Regions from separate parts of the Homo sapiens genome. Here region 1 is linked to region 2. The links are chromatin loops, found by intact Hi-C in ENCODE. Cell type or tissue: heart right ventricle. All regions are shown on one strand. Each heading gives the region's core, and the rest is flanking DNA. Links, peaks and the distances in the headings are about the cores only. Region 1 overlaps RFTN2 (raftlin family member 2). Region 2 holds the start of RFTN2 (raftlin family member 2).

Region 1 (9,523 bases), core at 2,990-7,989, 53 kb after region 2:
GGGTTTATAATACTCTTCCCTACTTACAAGGCGCTAGCCGTATGGCATCGGGCAGTCAGGCAGTGAAAGTGTCAAAACATATATATCTAATTTCAAAACTAAGAAAATTGTGTAACATGACCATAGAGGATATTATGGCGAGAGTACCAGGGAAGAACTCACTTAAAGAGGTGGTCGGGAGGTCCCCTCTGAGAAGGCAGCAATCACACTGAGACTGGGCAGCTGGAGAGGAGCAGACCTGTGAGAACCAGAGGTAGGCCATTCTAGGCCGGAGAAACACATCTAAATGTACAAAGACCTTAGGGCAGGAAAGAGGAACTGGGAAAAGGTCTGTGTTTCTGGAGCAAGGCAAGCAACAGTATGGCTCTGGACACAATGGAAGAGGTAGGCAGCAGCCAGTCCCTACAGGGTCCTAAACAGGAAGAATGCAATGACAGCAGCTAACATCTATTTTGTACTTGCTATACACCAGCGTTGTGCTAAGCATTTTGCATTCATTAACTCATTTAGTCCCCACAGCAACCTGTGAGGTAAAGATGATTATGGCTGGGCATGGTGGCTCACGCCTGTAATCCCAGCACTTTGGGAGGCTGGGGTGGGCGGATTACGAGGTCAGGAGTTTGAGACCAGCCTGGCCAACGTAGTGAAACCCCGTCTCTACTAAAAATACAAAAAATGTGCTGGATGTGGTGGCGGGCGCCTATAGTCCCAGCTACTCAGGAGGCTGAGGCAAGAAAATCGCTTGCCAGGAGGCAGAGGTTGCAGTGAGCCGAGATCACACCACTGCACTCTAGCCCAGGCGACAGTGCAAGACTCCGTCTCAAAAAAAAAAAAAAAAAAAAAAGAAGATTATTCCTTTTTTTTATTTTAACTTTATTTATTTATTTATTTATTTATTTGTAGATGGGGTCTCACTGTCACCCAGGCTGGAGTGCAAGGGCACAATCATAGTTCACTGTAGCCTTGAACTCCTGGGCCGAGGCAATCCTCCCACCTCAGCCTCCCGAGTAACCAGGACTATATGCACGCCACCACACCCAGCTAATTTTTTAAATTTTTTTGTAGACATGGTCTCGCTTTGCTGCCCAGGTTGGTCTCAAACTCCTGGCTTCAAGTGATCCTCCAGCTTTGGCCTCCCAAAGTGCTGGGATTCCAGGTGTGAGCCATCGTGCCAGGCCATGCTTATTCTCCTTTTACATATGAAGGAACTGAAGCACAGAGATTTTACATAAGGTGCCTGCATTCACACAACTAGAAAGTGGTAGAGCCACCTAGATGGAGTGTGTGCTTTTACCAAGATATTTATTCCAATTCATTCATTAAAGATTTAAACAGGGAGTCATAATCTCATTTGCAATTTTTAAAGAATTTCTAGCAAGGTGCGGTGGCTCACGCTTGTAATCCCAGCACTTTGGGAGGCCAAGGCAGGTGGATCACTTGAGGTCAGGAGTTCAAGACTAGCCTGGCCAACACGGCAAAACGCTGTCTCTATTAGAAATGCAAAAATTAGCCGGGCATGGTGGGTGCCTGTAGTTCCAGCTACTCAGGAAGCTGAGACAGGAAAATCTCTTGAACCTGGGAGGTGGAGGTTGCAGTGAGCCGAGATCACACCACTGCACTGCACTGGGCAGTGCAGCCTGGGCAACAGAGTGAGACTCCATCTCAAAAAAAGAAGAAAGGAAAGGAAAAGAGAGGAGAGAAAAGAGAAGGGAGGGGAGAGGAGGGGAGGGGAAGGGAGGGGAGGAGAGGAGAGGAGAGGAGAGGAGAGGAGAGGAGAGGAGAGGAGAGGAGAGGAGAGAGGAATTTCTTTGCCCTCATTATGAGAAATGGATCACAGAGGGCAAGAGTGGAAGTGTGGTGGGGAGGCTGTTAAGAGGCTGTTGCAGTGCTCCCTAGAGAGATGATGGTGGAGATGGAAAGAAGTGGATAGGCTAAGATTCTTTTTAGAGTTACCATATGTGCCTGCCCTCTACTTCAAAGATGCTCCCGGGCCCACCTCTGGGCAGTTGAATACCAAAAATGACAGGGGAACCAAAAAAACTAAAATGGAGTGTTACCTCTCTGCACCTTTACAGGAATGTCAATATCATATCCAGCTAAAAGACAAGACATGTCCAGAAAAGTAAACCATTCCCTGGGAGCCCTTCAAACATGTGCTTTTCAAACCAGGGTTCAAGTACCCTCAGGATATTCAGCCTTGTGCCAAGGAGTACACAAGTTCACAAGTTTGCAGAATATAACTCTTCCTGGAGTGTCAATATTACTTTAAGATTGAGTGGCTTTTATGTAAGATGAATATATTTGAAAAGAATGGGCCAGCACAGTGGTTCATGCCTGTAGTCCCAGTACTTTGGGAGGCCAAGGTGGGAGAATCCCTGGGGGCCTGGAGTTTGAGACCAGCCTGATGGTAGAGGGTCTTGCCTCTGTGTTGATGGTGGCTGACTGATCAGGGTGGTGGTTGCTGAAGGTTGGGGGTGGCTGTAGCAATTTCTAATTTAATTTTTTTCTCTTTGGGGATAGAGTCTCGCCCTGTCACCCAGGCTGGAGCACAGTGATGTGATCTCAGCTCACTGCAACCTCCGCCTCCCAGGTTCAAGCAATCTTCCCACGTTGGCCTCTTGGGTAGCTGGGACCAAGGTGTGCACCACCACACTGGCTATTTTTTTAGAGACAGGATCTCACTATGTTGCCCAGGCTGGTCTTGAACTCCTGAACTCAAGTGATCCACCTGCCTCAGCCTCCCAAAGTGCTGGGATTACAGCATGAGCTACTGCGCCTGGCCAGCTGTGGCAATTTCTTAAAATAATACAATGAAATTTGCTGCATCAATTGGCTCTTTCTTTTTTTTTTTTTTTTTTTTTTTTGAGACAGAGTCTCGCTCTGTCGCCCAGGCTGGAGTGCTGTGGTGAGATCTTGGCTCACTGCAAGCTCCGCCTCCCGGGTTCACGCCATTCTCCTGCCTCAGTCTCCCGAGTAGCTGGGACTACAGGCTCACGCCACCACGCCCGGCTAATTTTTTGTATTTTTAGTAGAGATGGGTTTCACCGTGTTAGCCAGGATGGTCTCCATCTCCCGACCTTGTGATCCGCCCACCTCAGCCTCCCAAAGTGCTGGGATTACAGGCATGAGTCACCGCGCCACGCCAGCTCTTTCTTTCACAAAATTTCTCTCTAGCATATGATGCTGTTTGACGGCATTTTAACCACAGTAGAACTTCTTTCAAAATGGGAGTCAATCCTCTCAAACCCTCCAATTGCTTTATCGCCTAAATTTATTTAATATTCTAAATCCTTCATTGTCATTTCAACAATGTTCACAGCATCTTCACCAGGAGTAGATTCCATTTTAAGAAACCATTTTCTAGACTGGGCACTGTAGCTCACACCTGTAATCCCAGCACTTTGGGAGGCCGAGGCGGGAGGATCACTTGAGGTCAGGAGTTCGAGACCACCCTAGCCAACATGGTGAAACCCTATCTCTACTGAAAACACAAAAATTTGCCAGCCGTGGTGGCTCAGACCTGTAATCCCAGCACTTTGGGAGACCGAGGCAGGTGGATCACTTGAGGTCAGTAGTTCGAGACCAGCCTGACCAACATGGTGAAACCCTGTCTCTACTAAAAATACAAAATTAGCCAGACGTAGTGACACGCCTGTAATTCCAGCTACTCAGGAGGCTGAGGCAGGAAAATTACTTGAACCCGGGAGGCAGAGGTTGCAGTGAGCCAAGATCATGCCATTGCACTCCAGCCTGGGCAACCAAAGCAAAACTCTGTCTCAAAAATAAATAAATAAATAATAAATTAAAATGCAAAAATTAGCCTGGCATGGTGGTGCACGCCTGCGGTCCCAGCTACTCAAGAGGCTGAAGCACAAGAATCAGTTGAACCTGGGAAGTGGAGGTTGCAGTGAGCTGAGATCGTGCCACTGCACTCCAGCCTGGGAAACAGAGTGAGACTCCATCTCAAAAAAACAACAACAACAAAAAAGAAAGAAACCACTTTCTTTGCTCATCCATAAGAAGCAACTCATCCATTCAGGTTTTACTACGAGATTGCAGCAATTTAGTCTCCATTTTTAGGCTCCACTTCTAATTCTGGCTTTCTCATTATTTTCACTACATCTGCAATTACTTTCTCCACTGAAGTCTTGAGCCCCTCAAAGTCATCCATGAAAATTGGAGTCAACCTCTTTCAAACTCCTGTTCATGTTGATATTTTGGCCTCCTCCCATGAATCATAAATGTTCTTAATGGCATCTAGAATAGTGAATCCTTTCCAGAAGGTTTTAATTTATTTTGCCCAGATCCATCAGAGGAATCACTATCTATGGCAGCTATAGCCTTACAAAATGTATTTCTTAAATATATGACTTGAAAGTCAAAATGGCTCCTTGATCCATGGGCTGCAGAATGGATGTTGTGTTAGCAGGCATGAAAACATTAATCTTCTTGTATATCTTCATCAGAGCTGTTAGGTGACCAAGTACATTGTCAATAAGCATAATATTTTGAAAGGCATCTTTTTTTCTGAGCAGTAGGTCTGAATAGTGGGCTTAAAATATTCAGTAACCCTTGCTATAAACAGATGTGCTGTCATCCAGCCTTTGTTTTCCATGTCTAGATCACAGGCAGAGTAGATTTAGCATAATTCTTAAGGGCCCTAGGATTTTTGGAATAGTAAATGAGCATTGGCTTCAACTTAAAGTCACCAGCTGCATTAGTCCCTAACAAGAGAGTCAGCGTGTCCTACGAAGCTTTGAAGCCAGGCATTGACTTCTCCTCTCTAGCAATGAAAGTCCTGGATGACGTCTTCCACTGTAAGGTTGTTTTACTGACGCTGAAAATCTATAGTTTTAGGCCAGGCGCAGTGGCTCACGCCTGTAATCCCAACACTTCGGGAGGCTGAGGAGGTTGGATCATTTGAGGTCAGGAGTTCGAGATCAGCCTGGCTAAAATGGTGAAACCCCGCCTCTACTAAAAATACAAAAATTAGCTGGGTTTGGTGGTGTGTGCCTATAATCTGAGCTACTTGGAAGGCTGAGGCAGGAGAATTGCTTGAGCCTGGGGAGGTAGAGGTTGCAGTGAGCCAAGATCATGCCACCGCACCCCAGCCTGAGTGAAAGAGTGAGACCTTGTCTCAAAATAAATAAATAAATAATAAATAAAAATCTGTAGTTTTGTGCAGCCACCTTTATCTATTCTCTTAGCTGGATCTTCTAGATAACTTGCTGCAGCTTCTACATTAGCACTTGCTCCTTCACCTTGCAATTTTATGTTATGGAGACAGCTTCTTTCCTTAAACTTCATGAACCAACCTCTGTTGGCTTCCAACTTTTCTTCCACAGCTTCCTCACCTCTCTCAGCCTTCATAGAATGGAAGAGAGTTAGGATCTTGCTCTGGATTAGGCTTTGGCTTAAGGGACTGCTTGTGGCTGCTTTGATCTTCTATCCAGACCACTAAAACTGTCTCCATCATCGAGAAGTCTGTTTTGCTTTCTTATCATTCATTCACTTTTATTTTCCTTCAAGAACTTTTCCCTTACATTCACAATTTGGCTAACTGACACAAGAGGCCTAGTTTACCGCCTGTCTCAGCTTTGACATGTCTTCCTCACTAAGCTTAATAATAATTCCCAGCTTTCGATTTAAAATGAGAAACTTGTGACTCTTCTTTTCACTTGAACACCTAGAGGCTATTTCGGGGTTATTAATTGGCCTAATTTCAGGGAATGGGGGCCTCGAGAAGAGGGAGAGAGATGGGGGAAGGGCCAGTCAGTGGAGCAGTCAGAACCCCCACAACGTTTATCAGTTAAATTCACCATTTTATATGGGCATGGTTCCCGGTGGCCCAAAACAATTACAATAGTAACATCAAAGATCATTGATCACAGACCACCATAACAGATAGAATAATAATGAAAAAGGTTGAAATATTGCAAGAATTACTAAAATGTGACACCAACACATGAAGTGAGTACACACCTTTGGAAAAATGGCACTAATAGACTTGTTCAATGCAGGATTGCCACAAACCTTCAATTTGAAAAAAAAAAAAAAAAACCGGTATCTGCAAAACACAGTAAAGCAAAGCACAATAAAGCAAGGTGGGACTGTGCTAGTGCCTCCCAATATTGAGAGCAAGAAAACACACCTGGAGCCACAAAGCCCAGAGTTTTCACATTATATAATCCCAAAGTAAGAAAGAAGGAGATTATAATTAACTATGTAATTATCACAGGATACAACTAATTTTAAAACACATACCTCTAAAAGGGAACTTGGGGCATGCACAATTGTAGATGATCTAGTGATGCCCTAAACTTTCAATCAGAAACAAATTTGATTCCACTGGTCACTTCAGTGTGACAGTAAATAAGTACACTTAAAGGAAATGAAATAGACACTGTAATTAGAAAACCAGCTTGAACTAGGAAACTAAACTTCACTGGGTTTTTTGTTTGTTTTTCATTTTTCTGTTTTGTTTTGTTTTGTTTTTGAGATGGAGTCTTGCTCTGTCACCCAGGCTGAAGTACAATGGCACGATCTCGGCTCACCGCAATCTCCCCCTCCCGGGTTCAAGCGATTCTCCTGCCTCTGCCTCCCGAGTAGCCAGGATTACAGGCATGCGCCACCATGCCCAGCTAATTTTGTATTTTTAGTAGATATGGGTTTTTTCCATGTTGGTCAGGCTGGTCTCAAACTCCCTACCGCAGGTGATCTGCCTGCCTCGGCCTCCCAAACTGTTGGGATTACAGGCGTGAGCCACTGCGCCCAGCCTACTGGGTTCTTGGGAACCACTCTGAACAATGCAAATTCTTCATGGTGTTCTGCCCTAACCATGAATTATGTCAAAAAAATAATAATAATGATTTATCTCTTAAAATTTATAGCCTGATAATGAAAATTAAAACAGAAAATTACATTAAAATTACTTTTGTCTTTTTTATCTTTAAGCTTAAAAGATCCTTTGAAAAGTTTGCAGGCCTTTAGAATTTAGAGAGCTGTCAACCAGGGAAACTTTAATGTGACATTGTGCTACACAAAAACCGAAATGTTTAAGCAGCACATGACCATGGGAAAAATGTCTCCTATAGCAAAATAGGAGACAAAAGAACTTCCATAAAATCAGTTTGTGTAGGCCAGCTGGTTATTGTCAACTATTCAAGAAAAAGTCAGAGAGGCCCTCCCTTAAAACTTCCTTCCCAGCAGGAATTCTTTTGACAATGACTTCTGTTTAGGGTCTTCCTGTCCCTGTTTTTCTTATTTTTTTTTTTAACCCATCATTGAGGTAAAGAATTGTTCTGTGTTTAGGTCTTTTGAAGTAATCTTACCTAGCATTAATTTTAATATTATGTCTTTAATTTCAAATATTAACAGTTTTATGCTGTTTCTCTTAATGGTTATAATTAACATGCATACAACGTATAGATCCGAAACCAAATTTTGATTTCAAAATGAAGATCACATCCAGATGCCTTTTAGATTGATTTTCCACTCGCTTCTCACTGTGCCACACTATTTTACCTTGTTTTTGCTATTGTAGTTTTTATATGTATAGTTGGATTTTAATTCAGTGAAGTAAAAAAAAAAAAAAAAGTGTTGCTCTTTGGGGAGAAAGAAAAACTTTCCAAGAGGAGGAGGAGATTATTGATTCAGCCAAAACAAATGTTTTTTTTTAATTTTATTTTATTTTATTATTGTTATTATTATTTTTTTTTTTTAATTGATCATTCTTGGGTGTTTCTCGCAGAGGGGGATTTGGCAGGGTCACAGGACAATAGTGGAGGGAAGGTCAGCAGATAAACAAGTGAACAAAGGTCTCTGGTTTTCCTAGGCAGAGGACCCTGCGGCCTTCCGCAGTGTTTGTGTCCCTGGGTACTTGAGATTAGGGAGTGGTGATGACTCTTAAGGAGCATGCTGCCTTCAAGCATCTGTTTAACAAAGCACATCTTGCACCGCCCTTAATCCATTCAACCCTGAGTGGATACAGCACATGTTTCAGAGAGCACAGGGTTGGGGGTAAGGTCACCAATCAACAGGATCCCAAGGCAGAAGAATTTCTCTTAGTACAGAACAAAATGAAAAGTCTCCCATGTCTACCTCTTTCTACACAGACACGGCAACCATCCGATTTCTCAATCTTTTCCCCACCTTTCCCCCCTTTCTATTCTACAAAACCGCCATTGTCATCATGGCCCGTTCTCAATGAGCTGTTGGGTACACCTCCCAGACGGGGTGGTGGCCGGGCAGAGGGGCTCCTCACTTCCCAGTAGGCGCAGCCGGGCAGAGGCGCCCCTCACCTCCCGGATGGGGGGCTGACCCCCCCCACCTCCCTCCCGGACGGGGCGGCTGGCCGGGCAGAGGGGCTCCTCACTTCCCAGTAGGGGCGGCCGGGCAGAGGCACCCCTCACCTCCCGGACAGGGCGGCTGGCCGGGCAGGGGGCTGACCCCCCCACCTCCCTCCCTCCCGGATGGGGCGGCTGGCCGGGCGGGGGGCTGACCCCCCCACCTCCCTCCCGGACGAGGTGGCTGCCGGGCAGAGACGCTCCTCACTTCCCAGACGGGGTGGCTGCTGGGCGGAGGGGCTCCTCACTTCTCAGACGGGGCGGCTGCCGGGCGGAGGGGCTCCTCACTTCTCAGACGGGGCGGTTGCCAGGCAGAAGGTCTCCTCACTTCTCAGACGGGGCGTCCGGGCAGAGACGCTCCTCACATCCCGGACGGGGCGGCAGGGCAGAGGTGCTCCCCACATCTCAGACGATGGGCGGCCGGGCAGAGACGCTCCTCACTTCCCAGATGTGATGGCGGCCGGGAAGAGGCGCTCCTCACTTCCTAGATGGGATGGTGGCCGGGCAGAGACACTCCTCACTTTCCAGACTGGGCAGCCAGGCAGAGGGGCTCCTCACATCCCAGACGATGGGCGGCCAGGCGGAGACGCTCCTCACTTCCCAGACGGGGTGGCGGCCGGGCAGAGGCTGCAATCTCGGCACTTTGGGAGGCCAAGGCAGGCTGCTGGGAGGTGGAGGTTGTAGCGAGCCGAGATCATGCCACTGCACTCCAGCCTGGGCACCATTGAGCACTGAGTGAACGAGACTCCGTCTGCAATCCCGGCACCTCGGGAGGCCGAGGCTGGCGGATCACTCGCGGTTAGGAGCTGGAGACCAGCCCGGCCAACACAGCGAATCCCCGTCTCCACCAAAAAAATACGAAAACCAGTCAGGCGTGGCGGCGCGCGCCTGCAATCGCAGGCACTCGGCAAGCTGAGGCAGGAGAATCAGGCAGGGAGGTTGCAGTGAGCCGAGATGGCAGCAGTACCGTCCAGCTTCGGCTGGGCATCAGAGGGAGACCGTGGAAAGAGAGGGAGAGGGAGACCGTGGGGAGAGGGAGAGGGAGAGGGAGAGGGGGAGGGGGAGGGGGCAACAAATGTTTTTTAATTGAAATGTTTTTCCTTCAGTTTCCTATATGAGTTATTTAAGGATTTAGATGGTTTTATGAGCCACTTAGTATTTACAACCCTTCTTAATTG
Region 2 (9,523 bases), core at 1,550-6,549:
GCAATTCTCATGCCTCAACCTCCCGAGTAGCTGGGACTATAAACATGCACCACCACACCTAATTTTTGTATTTTTTTTAGCAGAGATGGGGTTTCACCATGTTGCCCAGGATGGTCTGGAACTCCTGACCTCAAGTGATCTGCCCACCTCGGCCTCCCAAAGTGCTGGGATTATAGGTGTGAGTCACTGCACCCATCAGAGAAAAATTTTTGAATGCAAGTGTTTTTATATAAATATATAGGCATAAAAGATATAGGCAAAATATGTGGTAACAACTGATAAAACTTAAAATATATAAGATTGATACCTTAAACAGTTTTATGGCCAACCACATATTTAGATAAGTAATACACATGAGTTATTTAGCCATTAGAATGCATTTTCTCTGCTTATTGCTTCGTAACTGATTTCTTTGTCTTGAACTCCTGGCCTCAAGTGATCCTCCTGCCTTGGCCTCCCAAAGTGCTGGGATTACAGGCATGAACCACTGTGTCCATCCTCTAACTGGTTTCTTGTATGTAAACTACTTGACCATTTATGAAGTAGAATCTAAGTATTTAGGAAATAATCCAAAGTGAGGAAAAAAGTAACCCTTAGAAAAATCTTCACAGTAGAAGTTTGAAAATGACCAAAATGTTACTTGGTAAGCATTGTATTAATGCAGTGAAATCCCATGTAATTGTTAAAATAGCAGGAATGTGTGCCATATTGATAAATGAAAATGTTTTAAAAATATTGTAAGAGTCTAATTAAATTTTATTTTGTTAGAATTTGGAGGAGAAAATTACTTAAGTGATTGTTCAATTATGAACTTAAGAAACTATAGTTCCTTTTCCTAAAGGTAAAAATAATTCCTTAAGGACCTACTGATGTACCACATTCGTTCAGTCATCAGCTCTCTACTGGACTATTGCATTTACCCTCTTGACTGGTCTCCATTCTTGCTCTAAGTAAAACCATCTTCCTGAAATCAGCCACAGTAACCAATCTAAAAGGCAAACTGATATCACTTGCCTACTTCAGACTCCTCACTTGATTATTCCATTTGATTATTTGATTCACCTTTGTTGCCTACAAAATAAAGTCCAAATTCCCTTTGTATGGTAGACAAGTTCATTACAGCTTACCCCTTGCCTCCCTTACAGCTTAGTCTTTTCTCACTTTTTATGTTCTAGTAATTGTCAACTGTTTCGTGTTCCTTCGACATGCCATACTCTTTCATGATTCCATGATTTTGCTCATGCTTTTCTCTTCTGGCACATGCTACCCACCTTTCTTTATCACCTTAAAAATATTTATCCTTGAGGACAACTCAGACATCATCCTCCAGGCTGAGTTAGAGGCCCCATCTTGAGTTTCTATAGCATCTTTTGCATACTTTTATTTCAGCATCTACCAAATTACATTGAAATTATCTGCAGATAAGTTTGTATTCCCCATTACACTATAAGTTTCTTTAGGGCAGAGGGCATGTTTAATTATCTTTTGTACCAGCACCTAGTTCAGTGGCTGGAATATAGCATGCATTTAATAAATATAATGGGTACTTAAATAATCTTCCAGGCACTTCAGTAGATGCTAGTGACCTTCAAAGATTCCATTTCTGCCATACAGGACCTCACAGCCCACCATACCAAAGAGGATACGGAAAATGACAGGCATGAAAGTACTGTGAACAGTCAGATGAGTCACACTGGGTCAGAGTTGGCTGTCTTTTTAGTCAAATTGCTTACCACCGACAGTGCTCATCCTGGAGCATGAAAGACTGTGGAATTTTTCTCTAAGACTTTTCTGAGAAATAAAACATTTAAAGGCAAGGAGGCAGTAGGAAAAGAAAAAAGGTAATAGTGATCTATAAAATAAAGGATCCATCCCCCTTTTGAGAGTTTTCATGCTCAGGCTTCAATGTGATTGAAAAAATTTTTCAGGCTTGTATTCTCTAGAATCTCAACTGTGATAAGGGTTTATTTTGTAAATAATGGAAGCAGTGGCAGAATCACTTCCTTCCTATTCCTACTCCCAACCTGTTTTATAACGTACACGCATCAACAAATGTATTTTGTGCTATTAGCCAGGCCTAGTGTTAACATATGAGATAAGATTATCTCATTCAGCCTTCATAACAAGCCTATGTAGTAAGTACCATTTACAGGGGAGGAAGTTGAAACTTGAAGAGGTCAAGTAACTTGCCCAAGATTACATCTCTAGTAGGCCTAAGAAGCAGGATTTGAACCCAGGCAGCCTGATTCCAGGGCTCACAGTTTTGATGAGCGCACCATACTTCCTGACCTGTAAAGGGTAAAATACAATAAACGTTCATTACAATTGGTCCATTATAAATTATTCTTGACCTCCGGTAAATGGCAGTTTATAAGACTGAATGGCCCTGGTGCAGTGACTCACACCTGTAATCCCAGTACTTTGGGAAGCCGATCCAGAAGGATCACTTTAGCTGAGGATTTCAAAACCAGCCTGGGTGACATAGTGAGACCCTATCTCCACAAAAAAATACAAAAATGAGCCAGATGTGGTTGCATGTGATTCTGCCACTGCTTCCATTATTTACAAAATAAACCCTTATCACAGTTGAGATTCTAGAGAATACAAGCCTGAAAAATTTTTTCAATCACATTGAAGCCTGTGGTCTCAGCTACTTGGGAAGCTGAGGTGGGAAGATGGCTTGAGCCCGGGAGGTCGAGGCTGAAGTGAACCATGATTTTGCCACTGCACTCTAGCCTAGGTGACAGGCAAGACCACATCTCAAAAAAAAAAAAATTAAATGAATCAAGTTGTCAGTTTTGTTTTATTTTTTAATTAAGGATACTTTGAGACCTATAGAAGTATTAGTTGCTATCATAAGCCTTCTAATAGTAGAGTGTTTTAAACTATTTAAGGATGTTGGGGAAACTAATTACACACATAACTGTCTCTCCTTTGCAATTAAGTAAAGTCTTTTTTATAAAAATATTTTAATATAAATTTTTTATACTTTGCTGTTTTAATTAGCATATGATTTTTTCCAACAGAAAGAAACTTCATATGGAAAGAAATCCTCAAAAGTACTAACTAAAGACTTAAAGGGCTGTTTTTTTAAACTTTACTTTCCTCCTTTTAGACTCCAGAAATAGTTTCCTCATAAAGCTGACTTCCTTTCTGGAAATGATTTTTGTTTCTAAATATGTTGAGAATCCACTCTTTTCATTTTTCTCTTTCTTTCTTTCTCTCTCTCTCTTTCACTCTCTCTCTCTCTTTTTCCCTCTCTCTCTCTGTCTCTCTCTCCACCCCCCTACTGCCTCTCTCTCTCTCTCTCCTTTTTCTTTCTTGGTAGTAGTTGAGAGGAAGGAGGGTAGGCGCAGGACAGAGAGGAGAGGGAAAACAGAAAAAGAATTGTGTGCCACTATGTCTGAATATATCTTCTACTTGTAGATAATTACATCCAAGTTGCCCTTTTGCCTTTTTATTTCCGTTTTTGGACACCTCTTTTTATCATCCAGCCAACTGGAATAGACAAAGCACCGCTGGTGCCCTGAGCGACAGAACTCTGGTAGGGGGCTGGCTGTAAATTGACGTGGCATGGAAATTCTCCGCTAAGTTGTAGCAGCTTGCATGTTTCTCTAAGATCAAGCCCAGCCTCCTGGAGCTGTAGCTTAATCATGGGTTCAATGACTTTACAGAAAAATGGATAGAAAAATTCTTCAACTCCTTTCTTTGGACCCAGATGGTTTTTTTTGGGTTTTTTTTTTTTTTTTGGTTTTTGCTTTTTTTTTTTTTTTTGGTTATCTATAGTTTAGCTGAAAACAAAATCAAAGCAGTTAAGTCTGTAACTTTCTTTTTGCAGCTTAAACAACAGAATTTGCTGCTCTCCCTCCCCTTTCCTGCAATTTAATTCCTTACAGATTTTGCCATGGGGTGCGGACTTAGAAAGCTAGAAGACCCTGATGATAGCAGCCCTGGAAAAATATTTTCTACCCTGAAGAGACCGCAAGTGGAAACAAAGACAGAATTTGCTTACGAATATGTATTGCTGGATTTTACTCTACAAGGTACTTTTTGCTTCTATTTTGTTTGTTAAATGTTTCAGAGATGAGACTACTAGTCATTTTTAAGTGTTGACTTAATAAATTTTTAAACTGTTCTTCATAATGAGATTGTATATTCAAACAATAATGCTTCGCTTCTTAATTATACTTTGTAAGATTTTTGTTTTGTTGATTGCTTCGTATTTTGGTAACATGGCTCATATGTACCTTCTAAAATTAGGGAAATTGCTTGGAAATACTTCTTTCATTTTTAAATCAAATACTTATTTATAGAAGGATTTATGAAAAATGCTTGATTTCCAGGACAAATAGCTATATAGCCTTAGTGACAGTTTGTATTTTGAAAAAGATTTGAAAATCACAATAAGGTATTATGTAGTAAATATTACTTGCATCATATCGTGGAAGAGTGTTTGCTAAGACAATTCTGAGGCTTCCAATTGTGTTAGACTCTGTGATTATGGTAGTCATTTGATATTTTTGACCAAACTAAACTATAAGTTTTGAAAATGTAGTTAAAAAAAAAAAAAAGATAGCCTTCTGTAAGACACTTCCTTTGCTCAGTGCCCTGTCCCTAACAGAGAAACTCTCTGTTCCAGAAAGTTGGAAACACAAATAAACAAGCCCAGATGGCAGCTCTGTGGAAGGAATCGAGGTGGCTCGATTTCACAAATACTTTGCCTCATTTCTTTTGGAAACTTTAGAGTACTGTACAACTGCACAGACAAAGCAGCTTTTTAAAAAAGCTATATCTTTAATTATGAAGTAGTAAAAATGAAATTTAGAGTGCTTTGCTTGCTGTTAAAGTTATCAGATATTAGTAAAATTCTTATTATAGTTATATTTTTAATTCTAATGAGCCACACATTTTATCAATTCACAAAAAGTTTATACTAAATTATCATGTTGAATATTATCTTAATTTTTTTCCAAATTTTTTGTTTACACACATTCTTTTCTTTTTTTTTTTTTTTTTTTTTTTTGCTTTGCTCTAGAAACAGTGCATCTTTGTGCAAGAAGCAAGAGCAGCCCATTTTTCTTTGTCAAAAATTAAGCTGGCCAGCAAACAAACTCCCTTCCAGGGACATACACAAAATCTGTACATAGACTTTTAACATGTTCATATCCTATTTTTGTTTAAAGCTAAGGCTACCAAAAGAAAAAAATTAATATTCTTAATTTCTTAATTTTCTTTTAAATTATGAATGTTAAAAATGGATTAAGATAATAGCAATTATCAGAGAAGTAACCAAACAACCGTTTGAATTTTTTCTATACTTTTTCAAAAACCTTCATTTGAGAAAATATTTGTAATGTGGTGCTATGTTCACACCATTGATTTTCCTCATCAATTTTTTTTTAGGACTCGTTTCTGTACATCCATAGGAGACAGACACATACTCTCCTTAACCTTGAAACACTGTGTATTCATGAATTTAGGTCAGAACCATTTTGATCTGTACTTTAGGATTCTCTGCACAACCCATTGTAGGATCATAGGGTTTAAAGTAACTTGAAAAGTTTTTCTGATTCATTTCCTTCCAACAATGTTAACATCTCAAACAAATTTGTATAAATGCAGTCATCCTTGAATCAGAAAGATCTGCAGCTTTATTCAAAAGTCACTTGGGTTTTGTTATTCTCAGAAGCCCTTCTCTCTGTGAAAGGAGTATAATTTCTACCTTCCACTCTAGGTGCTTAGAAGAGATAACAGAGTATTACACTGTAAAAGTTTAAGTATGGGCAGAGTGTGCAAATGTTAACACATAAAGCAGGCACATACTTTAAAGCTGCACCTGGATCCTATTTGGTACAGGCGCCTAGTCTCCTGGTGCCCCATTGCGCTCCAATTTTTCCCCATGTTTTTGTTTTAGTTTTTTCTTTGTTTCTGTCTTCCCCATTGCCTTTGCTTCAGAAGCCAGGACTCAGCATCAGCCCAACTCCGCAAACTACCTTCCAGGTCATAGTTTCCCTGCTGCTCTTCTGTTGTCTCTGACCTCCGGCTGCCACTCCAGTGTATATAGGAGTGGGTCATGGGTGGGTTAAAACATGCCAGCTTTCTGTTTGGCACCGGTAATTCTGTCCTGGGTTGCTGGGAGGAGGCTTGAATAGTGGCACCTCCTGCCTGTCAGAGGCCACCATGGAATGAGCAACCTTTCAGGAAATAAAATGGCCTGGTGACAGCTGTGTGTGCTCATGATGAGCCTGTCTCTTACATTATTTTCCTCTGTTTTTTCCAAATAGAGGCCATGGCACAGAAAGTAGATCCAATGGGGGCAGGAGGAGGAGACCCTCTGAAAATCCACAGTGCCCTGTCCTGCATTATGGTGGTTATAACTTTCTAGAACAACTTATTTATTTTCCATTCAATTATATATCACTTTCAAAGCTCCACCCAGAAAACAAAACAACTTACACCTCCCATTCTCTCCTTATCTCTCTGTCTCTGTCTCTCTCCCTCTCCCTTCCCCACACTTTTCTTTTTCTTTTTGGCCTTTGAATCATTATTTACATCTCTATAGGAGAAATCATAGCATAGACTTGAAGCATACAAAACTCTGGAGTCATAGTTTTGGGGTCCTGAATCTAGGCTGAAAACTGTGGCAAATTTGTAAATGTTGCTCTATCTCAGTTTCCTCATCTATAAAATGGGTATTCTCATGGTGCTGACGTCACAGAGTTGTTTTAAGGATCAAAGGACCTAATATAAGATGATCTACTTGGAAAGGTATCTGGCAGTTAGTAAGCACTTGATAAAGATTAACTGTTATGATCCTTCCTCTGAGAATACCCTCTGTCTCCACATTCCTCCTTTAAACCCAGCTCCTGCAGGATGCTTTTTGACCAACCTATTGAGGTCATTAAAATAATTCCTGCATTTCCCCTCTGATACATAATCATCAAGTATTGGTTACTTATATGTTCTCTTCAAAGGTTCATACACATTTTTCTTATTCTGGCCATAAAATTATTAGTTTGTGCAACTACAACTCGACAAATGTGTTTGGAGTAGCTCCTGATTGCGCTGCTATGCTGGGTATCTTAGGTACTATAAAAGAAATAAAACACATAGCCCCTTCTTTCAAGAAATTTAAAGTTTCATCTAGGTAGGCCGAATTTTTCTGGAACTTTATGCCAAGTCTACCAACTGCACTAATGAGGTTTTGGTAAAATGTTTATATTTTTCTGGATTATTGTATAGTAATGATTTCTTTCACTGTATTATGATAAAGTAACAATTCATTATTCCTGCTTATTAGTGAAAATTCAAAATAGTCTAGAGATTTCTTATAGTATATCCATTTATATGTGTTTATGAGAGCATATGATGTATGTATATGAGTATGTTACAGGGTTTCTTAACAAAAAGTTAAAATAACTCTACAAGTGATCCAAAAGGATTAATTTACCTCCTTGTATAATTCCAGGAAACAATCTGAATAATAGTAGCCTTAAGAATTTTTACAGCATTTATAGCTTTATGAGTAAAAAGAGGTTCTACAATACTAAAACCCAACAGAAAATTGGATGGTAGCTTCCTTATCTGAATTTCTGGTAGAATTACATAAAATGTGAGTGAAATTTTGCTAGCCTCTAGCTTGCTTCATTATTATTAGAACAAGAAATTCTATTTGTCTTTCATCATCACCATTAACAGGAATTGTACTCTGTAAAAAATGCTGATTAGCATTGGAAATATAAAAAAGAATAAGACAGTTTCTGCCCTCGGATATTTTGTATTCAACTCGGTCAAACTGGACAAGGTCATGAACTCATCAAGGTTAGGAATTATATCATCTCCATCTTTGTACACCCTGTGTCCAGCACGATGTTTGGAATATGAGTGATGGTCAATATTCTTTGTTGAATGAGTGAATGAACAAAAAATTACAATACAAGGTACATGTGGAGGAAATAGTGTGCTACAACAAGTATCAGAAAAAGGAGAAATCAATTTTGAGTAGGATCAGTTGGAACTAGAGTTAGGACTTTAACTGACCCTTGAAGAAAGTGGCTTAAACAGAAAAAGATTAAGAGATTGGAGTAAGTTCAAGGGCTGGTGAACAGAGCAGTGAGCTAAAGGAGGTTTTCTAGGGAGGAAGCAGGAAGTAAGATTCTAAACTGATGGGAAATGGGAAGGTTCTGGCTTAGCCAGGGAGTTAAGACCTAATTCTATGGAAGATAAATGGCAGTAAAGGCTTTTTGAACAAGTAGTTGATAGATGCAGAAGAGTGTTTTAAGAAGATTCATGTGGAATTGCAGTGAGAAGGGATGGAGGCAAGAAGTCAAGGCTAATGATGATGAGGACCTGTGGGTGAAGGGCAGTAACAGGGATAGGATACAAGGGGTAGATATGACAGATGTTACAAAGGAGGAACTTAGCCTGTGACTGGCTGGATTTGAAGGGACAGAAAGAATGAGGAATCCAGGATGACTTCCCAGTTTTGAGCCTGAGTGGCTATGGAAATAATGAGTCCTCTTACAGAAGGAGGGGCACTCCAAAGGGAGTCCGTCTGTGGTCAAAGAGCAATTTCATTGCAGTCATGTTGCATTTGAGGTGGCAGTGGAAGATCTTAGTAGAGGCAGTTTATAGATGCACAGCTGACTGTGAAAATTTCAAGAAGGAATTGAAATAGATTTTTTTTTTGAGACAGGGTCTCACTCTGTCACCCAGGCTGAAGTGCAGTGACTCAGTCACAGCTCACTGTAGACATGACTTCCCAAGCTCAAGCAATCCTCCTGCCTCAGCTGCTGGAGTAGCTGGGACTACACATGTGCCACCATGCCTGGCTTATTTTTTAATTTTTTGTAGAGATGGAGGTCTTGCTATGTTGCCCAGACTGGTCTTAAACACCAGTGTGGGTAAACTGTTAGAATCATTGAGGGAAAAAATTGTTTGGCATTATCTACTTAGCTAAAGATATACCCAACAGAAATGAGTGTACATGTGCATCATGAGGCACTACAAGAATGTTCATAGAAGTGTTGTTTGTAATAGCCCAAAGGTGTAAACAACCCGGAACTCCAAAAAACAAAAGAATGGAAAAATAAATTGTGGTATACTCACACAATACTGCAGAAATCAGCAAATACCCTTAAAGGGTTGGATGGTAAATATGAGGTCTCTGTCACAACTATTCAACTCTCCTGTTGTAGCGCTAAAGCAGCCATAGACAATATATAACAAAACAGACCACAGGCCACAGTTCGCCAACTCTTAGCACACTGCAGTGGAAACAGAGGAACTACAATTACACAAGATGAATTCCACAAGCATAATATTGAGTGAAGACAGACACACAAGTCCATGCTATATGCTTCCCTTTATATGCTCAAACGGAAGTATAGTGTTTAGGGCTGCATTCTGGGAAGTAAACTAAGAAGAAAGGCAAAAAAAAGTCATTATCATAAAAATCAGGGTATTACGGAGGGGACAGGAGCATTGTGATGGGAAAGGGTAAAGGCTTCTGAAGTGCTGGCTA

What was found. Hi-C counts contacts between places; a loop is a spot of excess contacts. Peaks named below come from ENCODE experiments on the same cell type or tissue, not always from the same donor. Only the 100,000 strongest peaks of a DNase experiment are listed, where the experiment ranks them.
Region 1: it touches region 2 in a loop (2.6-fold over the local background); 9 of 110 quality-filtered maps call a loop at or near these places.

Annotation. Positions count from the first base shown.
Region 1 is chr2:197,617,939-197,627,461 of GRCh38, reverse strand. The region is part of intron 5 of RFTN2 (raftlin family member 2); the gene reads left to right. Among named protein-coding and RNA genes, the nearest start is that of RFTN2, 53 kb to the left of the region's middle. RefSeq lists enhancers at 6,706-7,206, 7,663-8,167. In heart right ventricle, for the core only: no CTCF peak of the experiment used is centred there; no DNase peak of the experiment used is centred there; H3K27ac peaks cover 2,411 bases.
Region 2 is chr2:197,669,840-197,679,362 of GRCh38, reverse strand. RFTN2 (raftlin family member 2) reads left to right here and starts at 3,776. Exons shown (of 9, transcript NM_144629.3): 1 at 3,776-4,043. The coding sequence starts at 3,905. In heart right ventricle, for the core only: no CTCF peak of the experiment used is centred there; a DNase peak (open chromatin) is centred at 3,561; H3K4me3 peaks cover 3,790 bases; H3K27ac peaks cover 3,910 bases.